Regions from separate parts of the Homo sapiens genome. Here region 1 is linked to region 2. A link is an interaction called in ENCODE POLR2A ChIA-PET data of the cell type or tissue named here. Cell type or tissue: HCT116. All regions are shown on one strand. Each heading gives the region's core, and the rest is flanking DNA. Links, peaks and the distances in the headings are about the cores only.

What was found. ChIA-PET counts read pairs that join two places held together with the same protein. Peaks named below come from ENCODE experiments on the same cell type or tissue, not always from the same donor. Only the 100,000 strongest peaks of a DNase experiment are listed, where the experiment ranks them.
Region 1: POLR2A ChIA-PET joins it to region 2 with 5 read pairs; 2 of 35 experiments call an interaction of 5 or more read pairs at or near these places.

Annotation. Positions count from the first base shown.
Region 1 is chr1:11,075,294-11,082,990 of GRCh38, reverse strand. EXOSC10 (exosome component 10) reads left to right here. Exons shown (of 25, transcript NM_001001998.3): 10 at 113-303; 11 at 1,753-1,909; 12 at 2,079-2,227; 13 at 2,442-2,492; 14 at 3,169-3,280; 15 at 5,340-5,390; 16 at 5,548-5,626; 17 at 6,043-6,149. Among named protein-coding and RNA genes, the nearest start is that of SRM, 19 kb to the right of the region's middle. In HCT116, for the core only: no CTCF peak of the experiment used is centred there; no DNase peak of the experiment used is centred there.
Region 2 is chr1:9,159,980-9,167,676 of GRCh38, reverse strand. All of the region lies in intron 1 of MIR34AHG (MIR34A host gene), which reads left to right. Among named protein-coding and RNA genes, the nearest start is that of MIR34A, 12 kb to the right of the region's middle. RefSeq lists silencers at 2,863-2,912, 4,683-4,752, 4,903-4,972 and an enhancer at 3,423-3,752. In HCT116, for the core only: no CTCF peak of the experiment used is centred there; DNase peaks (open chromatin) are centred at 3,536 and 3,846; H3K4me3 peaks cover 992 bases; H3K27ac peaks cover 2,051 bases.

The DNA.
Region 1 (7,697 bases), core at 2,619-5,118, 1.9 Mb before region 2:
CAGCGGAGACTACCTTCTAATTTCAGTGTTCTAATAAACTAGAGGCAGAGTTAATTTCTGAGCATGAGTGGCCTGCTACCAGTGTACTGCATGACTTTGGTTCTGTTTTCAGGTCTTTCATGGTGCTGATTCAGACATAGAATGGCTACAGAAAGACTTTGGGTTGTATGTAGTAAACATGTTTGATACTCATCAGGCAGCACGCCTTCTTAACCTGGGCAGGCACTCACTCGATCATCTCCTGAAACTCTACTGCAACGTGGACTCAAACAAGCAATATCAGCTGGCTGATTGGAGAATACGGTCAGTTTGCTCTTACTGAGGAAATGTGGGTGGCAGAAGAAAGTGATTATTCATTAACCTGTCGTCCAGAGAGACCTGGGTTTGAGCCCTACCACGCTCATTGAGATGAATGGCATCAGGCTTTTCGCCAGGCATCTTCAGCAGCGTAAAAGTGGTAGGAAATTTTTTAATGCTAAGGTGGACTTTATGATGGGCTGATGCAGTTACACTGTGTTCCATGGAAATAGTGGTTGAAAAAGAGGTGCCGCACCAGTATTTGCCCATGCTGGTCTTTTGTTTGAAACTGGGATCTTTCTACCAGATGATTTTGTGTGTGTGTAAGATCTTCTGTAGGGATGATTGTGTGTGTGTGTGTGTGTGCAAGATGACCTTCCATAGGTGGGAAAGAATTCTAAGGGACACTGTTGTTTAGCTTTACACTGAGCGTTTTTTTGTGGCATAAGGTAGCAGTTTTGCCCCACTTCCTGCAGGCCTTGCTCAGCTTGGTCGTTTTCCGCTTGGTTGCTACCTCTCCGAGGTTGCACCTGTCATAGGAAGGTGCTACTGAGCTTTTTCAGGAATTCCACATGCCAGAATGCCAGAATTTCTTTTTTTCTTTTTTTTTTTTTGAGATGCAGTTTCACTGTTGCCCAGGCTGGAGTGCAATGGCGCGATCTCGGCTCACCACAACCTCTGCCTCCCGGGTTCAAGCAATTCTCCTGCCTCAGCCTCCTGAGTAGCTAGGATTACAGGCGTGCACCACCACGCCCAGCTAATTTTGTATTTCCAGTAGAGACGAGGTTTCTCCATGTTGGTCAGACTGGTCTCAAACTCCTGACCTCAGGTGATCCTCCCGCCTCCGCCTCCCAAAGTGCTGGGATTACAGGCGTGAGCCACCGCGCCTGGCCCAGAATGCCAGAATTTCTAAATATAAAAGTAAAATTACATTTGGACTGATAAAATCCAAATAAAAGATAAAAATTGATAAAATCTAAAAACCACTCCCTGTTACGGAGCCCTTACCCTGTGCCAAGCTCTGGGCTAAGTGCTTCAAGGATGTGGTCCTGTGTAGTCCTCACAACAGCCTATGAAGTACCTGGTTCCCATTTCACAAGTTAGGTGGGTCAGCCCAAAGAGGTTAAGGAACTTGTCCAAGGACAGACATCTGGAGCTGAGATTTGAACTCAGGACACCAGTGGCCCCTTTTCTACTGCCTCTTGTGTGTGTCCAGAGTAGCTGACAGTGCCCTTATTTTAACCACCGCATTACCCTGCCTCCAATTCTACCCAGCTGTTAAAATAATGGTTTATCATGTTAAAATGCAGGAAATGTTGGCATAACTGCAGTATTGACTATGAAAGGATCTTTCATATTGGAAGGGTCTAAGGAAGTCCCAGCACCCAAGGAATAGACAAATTGAATTGCTGTCCTTGGGGGCAATCAGTAAAACATTGTCCTCTGCAATTCCAGCCCTCTGCCCGAGGAGATGCTCAGCTACGCCCGGGATGACACCCATTACCTGCTATATATCTATGACAAAATGAGGCTGGAGATGTGGGAGCGCGGCAACGGGCAGCCGGTGCAGCTGCAGGTGGTGTGGCAACGGAGCAGGGACATCTGCCTCAAGGTACACCTCAGCCGCAGTCACACAGACCGCGACACTTGGGCTCTGTGTCTGGCCAGGTTCTAGTTCTTAGGTTTGCTCCTTACATTCATGAAAAGAGCCAAACATTTTCCAGAGCCCAGGGCACAATTTTGATTCCCGTTGATTTTGAATGTTCTCTAATACTTTGTAGAAATTCATCAAACCTATCTTCACGGATGAGTCCTACCTTGAACTCTATAGGAAGCAGAAGAAGCACCTTAACACACAGCAGTTGACAGCCTTTCAGCTGCTGTTTGCCTGGAGGGATAAAACAGCTCGCAGGGAAGATGAAAGTTACGGGTAAGGGATTAGAGGTTCTTTTAATACTTGTTTCCAGACTGAGGAGATCTAATAACAAGTAAATAATGGGCTTTTTTCTTTTGCTATGAAAGCTGGTTATTTCCCCTATGTGACAGCATCTAATGGAACTTACTGGCTGAATGTAATGTGTCCCCACCGTGTGTGTGTGTGTGTGTGTGTGTGTGTGTGTGTGTGTGTGTTTTTTTTTTTCCAGATATGTACTGCCAAACCACATGATGCTGAAAATAGCTGAAGAACTGCCTAAGTGAGTTTCAAATCTGATTAATATGTTCTGACTTTCTCAGTAGATCTGATGTTCTTCAAAATCAAGCTTTTCTGGTTGCTATTACCCAAGGCTGCTTACTCAGAGATTAATGCTCCAAGCTTGGAAGGTAGCAAGTTGAAGGAATATAGAATTTCTGCCCTCAGGCTGCCATTTAAGCACTAAAACTTCTGAACTGGAATCATTTCAATGATTATGCCTTAGTTTGAGTTTATTTTAAGTCTCTGAGCCTTATAGCATCTACTTGCAAGGGAAGAAAATGTCCCAGATTCTGTCATCTGTACTTTCTTCCAAATTAAAGCAGCTCATGATCTTAAACGTTTTGTGATCTTGATTGAAGTATAAGCAAGAATGAAAATCCACAGCCCGTTGGTTGCCCCCTGCGGAATTGAGAATCCACAGTGCTATGGCACTTACTTTCAGCTCTCCCTGATTGTGGGAGTCAGGCTCCAAGAGGGATCCACTTAAAGCTTGGTGTCGCAAAGAACACATGGAGAAGTTGGCCTAGGCTGGCCTGACATCAGTGTTTCCTTAGTCACCTACCTGTAGCTTCAGCTTAGGTGGCAGCCTGGCTTTACCCAGTCATTATTCTTATCTGGAAGCCTTTAAGGGCTGCGTTTCTGAGTGACAAGTTGAGTGTGTTCTTACTTGTCTTCAGGGAACCTCAGGGCATCATAGCTTGCTGCAACCCAGTACCGCCCCTTGTGCGGCAGCAGATCAACGAAATGCACCTTTTAATCCAGCAGGCCCGAGAGATGCCCCTGCTCAAGGTAAGAAGCTTTTCTGCGGCTGGGCACAGTGGCTCACGCCTATAATCTCAGCACTTTGGGAGGCTGAGGTGGCTGGATCATTTCAGGTCAGGAGTTCGAGACCAGCCTGGCCAACATGGTGAAACCCCGTCTCTACTAAAAATACAAAAAATTAGCCAGGCGTGTGGTGCACGCCTGTAATCCCAGCTACTCCGGAGGCTGAGGCAGGAGAATTGCTTGAATCCGGGAGGCGGAGGTTGCAGTGAGCCGAGATCGCGCCACTGCACTCTAGCCTGGGAGGCAGAGCGAGACTCCGTCTCAAAAAAAAAAAAAAAGATTTTCTACTGAAGGGTCCCAACTTAGCAAGCCTGTTTTTTTTTTGTTTGTTTGTTTTTTGTTTTTTTTAGACGGAGTCTCGCTCTGTCTCCAGGCTGGAGTGCAGTGGCATGATCTCGGCTCACTGCAACCTCCGCCTCCTGGATTCAAGCAGTTCTCCTGACTCAACCTCCTGAGTCGCTGGGATTACAGGCATGCACCACCACGCCTGGCTAATTTTGTATTTTTAGTAGAGGCGGGGTTTCACCATGTTGGCCAGGCTGGTCTCGAACTCCTGACCTCAGGTGATCCACCACCTGGGCCTCCCAAAGTGCTGGGATTACAGGCGTGAGCCATCATGCCCAACTTTAGCAGGCCTGTTTTTTCTGCTAGTGTCTTATTCCTTGTGGCTTCCTAGATTCATGAGCTGGTCTGCATTCTAAACAACCCTAGGGAAATAATAGGGCTTAGGAAATCCAGTGTGTGTGTCTTGATGAATTTAGCTGCTTTTTTTTATGATAGTTGAGAGCTAAGACTCTTTATTTATGACCTTAGCTTTGATGATTCAGCAGCAAGTACTGTCTGGTAACTGGGCCAATTCACTGTTCTAAGGCAGTTAATGTGGTGGAGTGAGATGGAGCGGTGACCTCAGCAGAGGGAGCTAGTTTTGGGAGCCTGGCGATGGCCCAGATGTGAAGTGATAGCTCCCTGAATGAGTGAGGAATCACACACTGAGAAGGAAAGAACAGGTGTAGGAAGCATCAGAAGAAAAGATTGATGAGACTTCGTAGCAAATGCTGACAATGGCAGCCAGTTTTCTTTTGTTTTTTTTGTTGTTGTTGTTGTTTTGAAACAGGGTCAGCCGGGCGCGGTGGCTCACGCCTGTAATCCCAGCACTTTGGGAGGCCGAGGCGGGCGGATCACGAGGTCAGGAGATCGAGACCATCCCGGCTAAAACGGTGAAACCCCGTCTCTACTAAAAATACAAAAAATTAGCCAGGCGTAGTGGCGGGCGCCTGTAGTCCCAGCTACTTGGGAGGCTGAGGCAGGAGAATGGCGTGAACCCGGGAGGCGGAGCTTGCAGTGAGCCGAGATCCCGCCACTGCACTCCAGTCTGGGCGACAGAGCGAGACTCCGTCTCAAAAAAAAAAAGAAACAGGGTCTTGCTCTGACACCCAGGCTGGAGTGCAGTGGTGCAATCATGGCTCACTGTAGCCTCGCATCTGCTAGGCTCCCACCTTAGCCTCCTGAGCAGCTGGGACCACAGGCATACACCACCATACCCAGCTATGTTTTTTTTAATTTTTTGTAGAGATGGGTCTTGCTGTGTTTCCCAGACTGGTCTTGAACCCGTGGGCTCAAGCAGTCCTCCCACCTCAGCCTCCCAAAGTACTGGAATTACAGTTGTGAGCCACCTGCCAGCCCCACATTTGCAATTTTTGTGTTAAAAATGTCTTTGTAAGCTCTGTACTTTGTCCAAGTAAAGAGAGACCTTGATTACTAGAGAAGAGTCTTTTTCAAGCTCTTTGGAATCCTTCCTATTGTGCTTAGTCATGTTAAAGAGCTTTATTCTTTCATTCTACAAATAATTATTGAGCACCAAATAATTATCATGCCAGGCACTGTAAGGAGTGAAGAGAGGAAAGAAAATCTCTGGGCTTTTGAGAAACAGGCTGGTGAAGGAATACAGTCAGCGCTGGAGACTGGGGGTTGGACTTGAGGTGCTTGGGCAACTTTCCTCAATTCCCTTCGTTTTTTTCCTTAGTCTGAAGTTGCAGCCGGAGTGAAGAAGAGCGGACCGCTGCCCAGTGCTGAGGTAGAGTGTCGGATCTGTTTTCTCCCCCAGGAGGGAAAACGTCAAGTCACAGCCAGTGCAAGTACACCTCTGACAGAGGCCTGTGCTGACAGCTGGCAGAAAGCTACTGCCGGCTTGCACGTTTTACATGCCAGCCTGCTGGTGTCTTTTAATGCAGAGATTGGAGAATGTTCTCTTTGGACCTCACGACTGCTCCCATGCCCCTCCGGATGGCTATCCAATCATCCCAACCAGTGGTAAAGTCGAGAGCCCTCCTGACTGTCCCGAAGAGGTTGGGACACAGCTACCTTGTCTAAAATTCTGTAGGCTTGGCCGGGCGTGGTGGCTTATGCCTGTAATGCCAGCATATTGGAAGGCTGAGGCGGGTAGATCACCTGAGGTCAGGAGTTTGAGACCAGCCTGGCCAACATGGTGAAACCCCATCTCTACTAAAAATACAAAAATTAGCTGGCATGGTGGTGGGCACCTGTAATCTTAGCTACTTAGGAGGCAGAGGCAGGAGAATCACTTGAACCGAGGAGGCGGAGGTTGCAGTGAGCCGAGATTGTGCCATTGTACTCCAGCCTAGGGGACTACACTAAAACTCCATCTCAAAAAGAAAAAATAAACAAAATTCTGTAGGCTTTGACCTTACTATCTTCTGCTCCTCTAGGATCTGTGCCAGTTCAGAAGCAGGCGAGCCTCTTCCCTGATGAAAAAGAAGATAACTTGCTGGGTACCACATGCCTGATTGCCACAGCTGTCATCACGTTATTTAATGTGAGTAGCACAGAAACTTCACTGAGGTGATGAGGACCCCCTGGGATTTACTGGATTTATTCAGCAGGCTGTCTGCCTGGAGCATTGCATACACTCGGAGACTAATGCTGAGAGCAAAACCCAGCAGTGCTGGGAGAGGCATAGAGACCAATGAGCAAGGTGGCACTGACCACTCTGGAGGAGGTGGTCTGGGGACGTGGATGGGGGATTCTCTTGAGCTCTGTGTGAAGAAATCTTCCAGGAAAGGCTGACGTCCTGTTGTTGAACAGCACCTAGTGGGAGGAGGGCCTGCGCTAAGAGAACATACAAGCAGGGCTTTCCAGACAAGCTGCAGTGGTGGTGGAGGAAAAACGGTTCACCTGGATGCCCAGCAGGGGTGGCATGGGTGTACTGTCCGATGAACTGTAGAATGTGCGCTGCCCATAGCTTCCTGCCTGACCCCAGCACCACATATGTGTGCTTTCAGTGAAGAAGAGAAATGATTTTTTTTTTTTTTGAGACAATCTTGTTCTGCCACCAAGGCTGGAATGCAGTGGCACAATCATGGCTCACTGCAGCCTTGACTTCTGAGGCTCAAACGATCCTCCTGCCTCAGCCTCCTGAGTAGCTGGGATTACAGGCATGAGTCACTGTGCCCAGCTATTTCACTTTTTTTGTTTGTTTGGTTTGGTTTTTTGAGATGGAGTTTCGCTCTTGTTGCACAGGCTGGAGTGCAGTGGCATCATCTCGGCTCACTGCAACCTCCACCTCCCAGGTTCAAGCGATTCTCCTGCCTCAGCTTCCCTAGTAGCTGGGATTGCAGGCGCCCGCCACCATACTTAGCTAATATTTTATATTTTTAATAGAGATGGGGCCACTATGTTGGCCAGGCTGGTCTCGAATGCCTGACCTCAGGCGATCCACCCACCTAAGCCTCCCAAAGTGCTGGGATTACAGGCATGAGCCACCACACCCGGCATTTTTTTTTTTTTTTTTTTTTTTTTTTTTTGTGACAGGATCTCATCCTGTCACCCAGGTGGGAGTGCAGTGGCACCATCCTGGCTCACTGCAACCTCTGCCTCCTGGGCTCAAGCAATCCCTCTGCCCCAGCCTTCTCTCGAGTAGCTGGGACTACAGGTGTATGCCACCATGCCCAGCCAATTTTTGTATGTTTTGTAGAGGTGGGGTTTCACCATGTCGCCCAGGCTTCACTTTGGTTTTTAACTTAATTACATAAATCTAGATTGGGCCTTGCTTTAGCAATTAATGAGAAAATACTAGGCGCTTTAGCTGACCTCAGAGCTAATTTGAGTCATGAAGATGATTTAGCAGCTAAGCGTGTTAGCATGAGCTCTGGGCTGCTTTGATACGGAAGTGCTGTTTGGTGTAAAGGAGGCTGTGGTCTCCCTGCACTCTTGTGTTGCAAGGGCGCATAATTACAGATGAAGCAAAAGGATAGCACATATTTATGAACCCAGTTGGAAGCAGCATTTTGTTGCATAATTTCAATGATTCCCTATAAAGATATGTAATACTAAATTTCAGGCCTGGCGTGGTGGCTCACACCTG
Region 2 (7,697 bases), core at 1,979-4,478:
CCAGGTGAGCCAAGCATTTTTTTTTTTTTTTTTTTTTTGAGACAGAGTCTCCTTCTGTCACCCAGGCTGGAGTGCAGTAGCGCGATCTTGGCTCACTGCAACTTCTGCCTCCCAGGTTCAAGTGATTCTCCTGCCTCAGCCTCCTGAATAGCTGGGATTACAGGCGTGCGTCACACGCCCAGCTAATTTTTGTATTTTTAGTAGAGATGGGGTTTCACCATGTTGGTCAGGCTGGTCAGGCTGGTCTTGAACTCCTAACCTCGTGATCTGCCTGCCTTGTCCTCCCAAAGTGCTGGGATTACAGGGTGAGCCACTGCGCCTGGCCTTTCTTTCTTTTTTCTTTTTCTTTTTCTTTTTTTTTTTTTTTGAGACAGTCTCACTCTGTCACCCAGGCTGGAGTGCAGTGGTGCCATCTCGGCTCACTGCAACTTCCACCTCTGGGGTTCATGCGATTCTCCTGCCTCAGCCTACCGAGTAGCTGAGATTACAGGTGTGTGCCACCACGCCTGGCTAATTTTTGTATTTTTGGAGACACCAGTTTCACCATGTTGGCCAGGCTGATCTTGAACTGCTGACCTCAGGTGATTCCGCCTGCCTCGGCCTCCCAAAGTGCTGGGATGACAGGCATGAGCCACCACGCCCGGCCTGGGCCAAGCATTTTTGCAGTGACTTTCCTCCTTGTGAGCAGCCTCAGAGGCAGGCACTGGATCCAGAACCTCGTCTTGATCCTAACAGCCTCTGTGTGCCAGCTGCAATAGCATCCAAGCTACAGGGAAGCAGTTTCTATTTTCGCATTGGAGTCAGCGGCTCCTGCCTGCCTGGTGGGTCGCATCCTCCCATTCTTTGCTCAAACTTCAAAAGGGCCTTCCAGGATCCGCCTTCCCAGGGTACATTGAAGAGCTGGTGTTTCCCCACATCCACCCTCTCTCCCGAGGAAAGGCCGTGGTCTGAGGGGAACGGCAGTGGCAGGGGCCACCTACTCAGGGGGAGTGCAGGCAGGAGGTCTAGGGGTGTAAGATGGGCAGCCTCCCTGCTGCAGGGGGCTCCCAGCTGGAGCGTGGACTTGTTTCTCTCATTTCCTGAGGTTTGCTGGAGACAGGCGTTTGCTTAGCGCCGGGAGCTGTCTCCTGTGGTCTCTGTCCTTTGACTTATTCAGAGTCTCACTTGGCGTCGGTTTTCCAGGGTCTGGTAACCAGGATGAATGACGCATGGAGTTGCAACCCAGACTGCAGTTCAGGAGTTTCCCAAGCAGGCAAGGCTCTGTATCCCGTGAAAGGGGGTGTGGATACGAGATATTCTGCCCTTATTCTTATTTTTTCCTAATGTTCTTTTAGATTTATAAAATAAGTAATAATACTCATAAAAACTCAAACGGGCCAGACGCGGTGGCTCATGCTTGTAATCCCAGCACTTTGGGAGGCTGAGGCTGGAGAAACACTTGAGCCCAGAGGTTTGAGACCAGCTTGAGCAACATAGTAAGACCCTGTCTCTAAAAGAATTGTTTTAAACATTAGCCGGGTTGCCAGGTGCAGTGGCTGACGTCTGTAATCCCAGCACTCTGGGAGGCCGAGATGGGCAGATCACCTGAGGTTAGGAGTTCGAGACTAGCCTGGTCAACATAGTGAAACCCCGTCTCTACTAAAAATACAAAAATTTAGCCAGGTGTGGTGGCGCACACCTGTAATCCCAGCTACTTGGGAGGCTGAGGCAGGAGAATTGCTTGAATCCGGGAGGCAGAGGTTGCAGTGAGCCGAGATCACACCACGGCACTCCAGCCTGAAGGACAGGGTGAGACTCCGTCTCAAAAAAAAAAAAAAAAAAGATTAGCTAGGCGTGGTATGGTGGTGCACACCTGTGGTCCCAGCTACTAGAGGAGCTGAGGGGGTAAGATGGATGGCTGGAGCCGGGGAGGTTGAGGCTCTGGTGAGCTATGATCATGCCACTGTGCTGCAGCTCAGCGGGTGACAAAGCCAGACCCTGTCTCTGAAAAAAAAAAAAAAAAAAAGTCAAGCAATTCATATGTAGATGCAGTTAATGAGCTGGGCCTATTTCTGTCCTGCTTCTTCCCTAAGTCCCCAAACACCTCCCATATCAGCCTTGGGCATGTGTCCTTCCGGTTCACCCACTTCTTGGAGATGCTTTCTGTTGACTATTTGCTGAACTCTGTGGCCGCCCAGAAAATACTCCAGGGAGTGTGATGTGCGTCTATTTCCGGAGCCTCATTTCAGCAGGACTGGTGCCTGGTCAGGGTCTAGACCCTCCACCTCAGGGCCTGCCGTGGAGCAGCCAGAACCCTGGCTTCCCCCAGGTCCCCTAGACAGGCTGCTGTCACCTCTGCCCAGCTCTGGACTCTGGGGTCTCCCCAGATGAATGCACGGCTCCCTCTCCCCCAGGCCCTCATCGGGGACAGGTGGCCTCTGCATGTTCCACTGGTCTGGCAGGTCAAGAACTCAGATTGTTTTAACAGTGGGTGAGGCTTTTATGTATTCAGGTGAGACAACGAATGTGAAAGCTCATTGTCACCTGTAAAGCACCTACCAGTCTGCTGTGACGATGACGGGATGATGAGAACTGTCATCGCTCCTTCTCATTCCTGTGGCTTTACTGTGGGACCTTGAGAGCCAGAGCAGCAGGGGGGAGGTTCTGAGGGTCTAGAAGCCTCGGCAAGGGGCTGTTGCAGCCAGGGGCAGTCAGGCAGGGTCACCCATGCAGGGGCAGCCAAGTGGCTTGCCCAAGCTGGGGTCTATGCCTAGAGGACCCTCCAAAGATGCTGACCCCCTGAAGCCTGGCATCACCCAGGGAGGAGCTGTCACCACCATGGCCCTCTGGGCTACTAAAAACAACCTTTTGCCCAGGACTTGCAAGGAAGAGAGAGAGAGTTCTCGGTGGATGAGAACAGTTTTTCAGTGGCAGTGCTACAGACATTTGGGGCCAGATGATTTTTTGTGGTGGGGGCTGCCCTGTGCACTGTAGGATGTTTAGCGGCATTCCTGGCTTCTACCCACTAGAAGCCAGGAGCACTCCCTACCCTTCAATTGTGATAATCAAAAACGTCTGGGTTTTTTTCTTCTTTTTTTTTTTGAGACAGAGTCTTGCTCTGTCACCCAGGCTGGAGTGCAGTGATGCGATCTTGGCTCACTGCAACCTCCACCTCCCAGTCTCAAGTGATTCTCCTGCTTCAGCCTCCCAAGTAGTTGGGATTACAGGTGTGTGCCACCATGCCCAGTTAAGTTTTGCATTTTTAGTGGAGATAGGGTCTTGTCATGTTGGCCAGGCTGGTCTCGAACTCCTGACCTCAAGTGATCTGCCCGCCTCGGCCTCCCAAAGTGCTGGGATTACAGGCATGAGCCACCACACCCGGCCCCAAAAATGTCTTTAGATATTGCCAAATGTCCCCTGGGTGACAAAATCATCCCCCAAACTGCTGGATTAGAGGCTTTGGAAATGGATTTTCTGTGACCACTGCTTCACCATTGTAAGCTGCCTCTCATTTGGGTGCAGTTTTCTTTGTTCCTTTTCCAAAAAGCTGACCTCATCGGGCCCATTTGTTTGTTTCGTTGACTCACCCAGTCTAACCGCAAGCAGCCTTCCTCCTCTGGGGGATCCCAAATGACTTATCATGGGACTTTGTATGTAAATTTCAAAGATTATTTTCTACTAAATCAGAGGCAGAAATCCTCAACTTCTTTTTTAGCAGCCTTGGTAAATACTTCCTTAGAGTGTTTAAGGGGCGTGCCGCACTCCTGCTGGTGGTCTGATTGTGAACACCTTTGCTGTTCAGTTCCCTGAAATCGCCAAATATTTCCCTCTCCTTTGGGTCTCAGCCCAGTGACTAGCGGATGATCTAAGGGCCAGGGCGGTCTGAGTTGGCTAGTGCACCGGGGATTTTCTTAAGGCCTTTGACCCGGGGACTGGTGTGGGAGGAAGGCAAAGGCCTGGTTGTTTATGAGCAAGGAGGAGTCAGGTCCGAGGATGGAGCCCTTCGGGGTCACTGCCCTGGGCCCTGCCCCTCTCCTGCACATCAGGCCCCTTGGACAAGGCCCGTGTGTTTGCAGGACCCTCTTGGGGCAGCAGAGCAAGGGCTGGCTTTGAGAGAGAGCCTCACTTTTTTGTTTTTTTTTTTTTTTTTTTTTTTAAGTAGAGACGGGGTTTCTCCATGTTGGTCAGGCCAGTCTTGAACTCCTCACCTCAGGTGATCTGCCCTCCTCGGCCTCCCAAAGTGCTGGGATTACAGGCGTGAGCGACCGCGCTCGGCCAGGGCTTCACTTTCAAGCTCAGTGCTGCTCTGAGGGGTGGACACAGCCCTGATGTCAGTAGCTGAAGACCTGCCTGGCCACACTCAGCAGCAGTTAGCCTTCTCCTCCCGCGCCCCGTGAACAAGGCTGTACCCTGGGAGGTTGGGCTCTGTCTGAATTCCATCACAGGTCCTCTCCTGGGCCTTGCCCTGCTTTGTTGCCTCCTTAGGAGGATGTCTTCTGGTTTCCTAGGAAGGGCTTTATATCTTAACATCCACCCTGCATTCAAAACCCAAGTTATCAAGACCACAGGGCACCACAACCCTCCTCTTGGCCTTGCGGTTTCTATTCTTCAGTGACTCCCAGAGGTTTGGCTTGATTGGCAGCTTAGAAGCACATGATTGAACTTGAGCAGTGGTTGAAACTCAGAGTCAGATGCCTGACCCGCCCCAATCCCAGGCACAGAGTCTGACCTCACACCCAGGCTGTGCTGTGTACTCAGTTGTTCAGTATCGACTTGAGCTTGACGGGCATCAGGGGCCAGGGAGTGAAAGGGAAGAGAAGCCAAATCTGGCTGCTAAGGGCTCTCAGTCCTGGAGGGCAGGAAAATAGTGGCCTTGCCGCTAGACCTGATGCCACCTGCCCCTCCAGCTGTACCCCCTCAACACCTTGGGTAATACCTCAAGCCCCACGTCCTCTTCCAAGCCAGATAGGACCCCAAGTGCTGGGTGATCCTTATTGAAGGGTAGGGACAGGAGGGACCCGTGGGATTGTGTGTGCTCAGAGCGGAGTTCAGGGGCACCTGAGGGCAAACTGTCTCTTTGCTCCCAGGGCTGTCCTCCGTGCCTTTACCTGTGCTGGGCCCTGGCAGAGCTCTGAGTCTTCTGGATTCCAGCGTCCATAGTAGCTAGTCTGTCCACTGCTGGAGAAAAGCTGCTTTCCCAAAATAGCCACCCAGGGGGAAAGAGCAGCCCTGGAATTTGACCCTGACGATCACCGTGACGGGGCTGCTGGCCCCACCTGGCCTGACCTCCACGACATCACGGAAGGACTGTTGGTTAGTTGTGGGGGCCAGGATTTTTCCTCTGTCCCCCTCCCCTCTTCTTCTTCCCTTTCTTCTTTCTCTCTGCCAGCTTCAGGTTTGAAATTCCAGTGACACCGAGGGAGATGCTCCAGTGCCTGTCCGGCTGGGGGGCAGGTCACATGGTGGGAGCAGAGAGGGGAGGGCACTTGTGCGCCTGCACCTCTTGGCAGGTGAATGCACACCTATGGAGGGGCCTGGGTGCTGGCAGCGAGCCCCGCTCCCTGCGGCTGTGCCAGGCCCAGAGGCGGCAGCGAGCCCAACAGGTCAGACAGGTGGAGCCAGGCTGGGGAAGCTGCAGGACCAGAGCTGACATCCGATCAATCCAAGGTCCTTCTTTGGCCCACAGAGCAGGTAACCCACCCTTTTCTTTCTTTTTTTTTTTTCTTTCTTTCTTTTTTTTTCTGGTTTAATTCACTGACAACTTTAGGGAACATTTACAACCCGAGAAAAAGGCCATTGAGATTGGGGGGCAATCGCGAATTGTTTGGAGAGGGATTTGTGGTGTTTTGTGTGGAGGAAATTTGGCCTCGGCATTAGAAAAGCATTTCTAATTTTCAGGTCTTTGATTCTGAAAGCAGATTTCTTATGGAGCCTGGGTGCTGGGTGGCATATTGGGGAGGCAAAGCCCAGAAGCCATGAGGGTTTTCCTGTGACTGCTGATGGAACACCGTGGGAGGCTGTAGTTTGGTGGCCTGTTTGCCTCCATAAGGAGGGGTTGGGGCAGAGACAGGGTGGTCGGGGGACTGCTCCGCGACAGGACTTGGCTGTATGGGGGAAGCTCTCCCAGTTCCTATCAGAGAAACACGTGGAGGGCTGGACTCCCTCCAAAATTCAAATTTATGCTACAGGCCCTTACTGGGGCTGGATTTTACTTGGAGATTGTTTGGAGTTTTGAAATCACCTCTCCTGGTAAGAAGACTCGGTCTCCTGTGTTCTTGCCCCCTCTGTATCTTGGCCAGTGATGGTTCCCTTAGACAAATTGATGGGGGATTTCTGGCCTGAGGACAGGAAGAAAAGGAGCCCAGGTCTGTTTCAGTGAAGAACAAGCCCAGGACACCCCACCTGAAACTAGGACTAGTTTTGCCCAGTTTGGCATCGTTGAAAACGCATTTGCCCTCTTCCTTGAACCAGGCTGTGCCTTCTTCTATCTGTTTCCCTGCCATGGAACATCACCCAAACATTTTACTGGGAAGGGGAGGGGTAAGAGCAGATACAATGCTTGTCTGAAACCCCCGTTGCATGGCATTCTTTGCAGGGACAGGACAGGGGAGCAGTTTTTGCTGTTACCGAACCCTTTGTGACAGAGATGCTGTTTGTTAAGTGATTTGCTTTTTTACAAAAAAAATTCCAAGGTAATTGATGATGACACAGTTGCTTAGACTATGGAATATACCAGTTAGGATTCCTTCAGCTGCAAGTAAGAGAAAACCTTACTTAAAATGACTTAATCAGAACAGTAAACATTTTTTAAGGCTAGGTGCAGTGGATCACGCCCATAATCCTAACACTTTGGGAGGCTGAAGCAGGAGGATCCCTTGAGCCCAGGAGTTCGAGACCAGCCTGGGCAAACAGGCAGATGTGGGGTATCTCTACAAACAAACCAAACCAAACCAAAACAAAAAAACTAGCCAGGTGTGGTGGCATGCACCTGTGGTCCCAGCTACTCAGGAGGCTGAGGTGGGAGAATCGCTTGACCCCAGGAGGTGGAGGCTGCAGTGAGCTGGGATTGTGCCACTGCACTCCAACCTAGGCAAAAGAGCAATGCACTGTCTCAAAAATAAAAAAAGTAATAAACCAAGTAGTCCAGAGGTAGGGCAGCTTCAGGACAGGTGACATCCAGGCGCTCAGTAATGTCAAGGACTTTGGTTCCCTCCGTATCTCTGCTCTGCTGCCCTCACCCCACTGGCTTCATTGCCTGCCAGTTCCTCTCCCATTGGGCTCCTCCCGGGGTCTCCTCATGAGTGAGGAAGCCTTTCCCAAAGCCCATGCTGACTTTCTCACACACCTCATTGGCCAGAATTGGGTCTTGTGCTCAGCCCCAAACCAATCAGTGGCAAAGGAAGGGATGACCTCGAGGACTTCATGAGGCACGTGGCCAGGGGAGGAGGGTGGGTTGCCCAGACCAAATCAGGGTCTATGAGCAGGGAGAAGAGGGGGCGTGGATTTGGGACAGGCAACCAACAGCATGTGCTACATCCAAAAATTTAAATTTACTCAGATTTTAAACTGATTTGGGGTAAAACAATAACCCTTACTCCTCAAATATATATATATGTGTGTGTATATATATGTGTGTGTGTATATATATATGTGTGTGTGTATGTGTGTGTGTGTGTATATATATATATATTTTTTTTTTTTTTTAAGAAATTCTCACC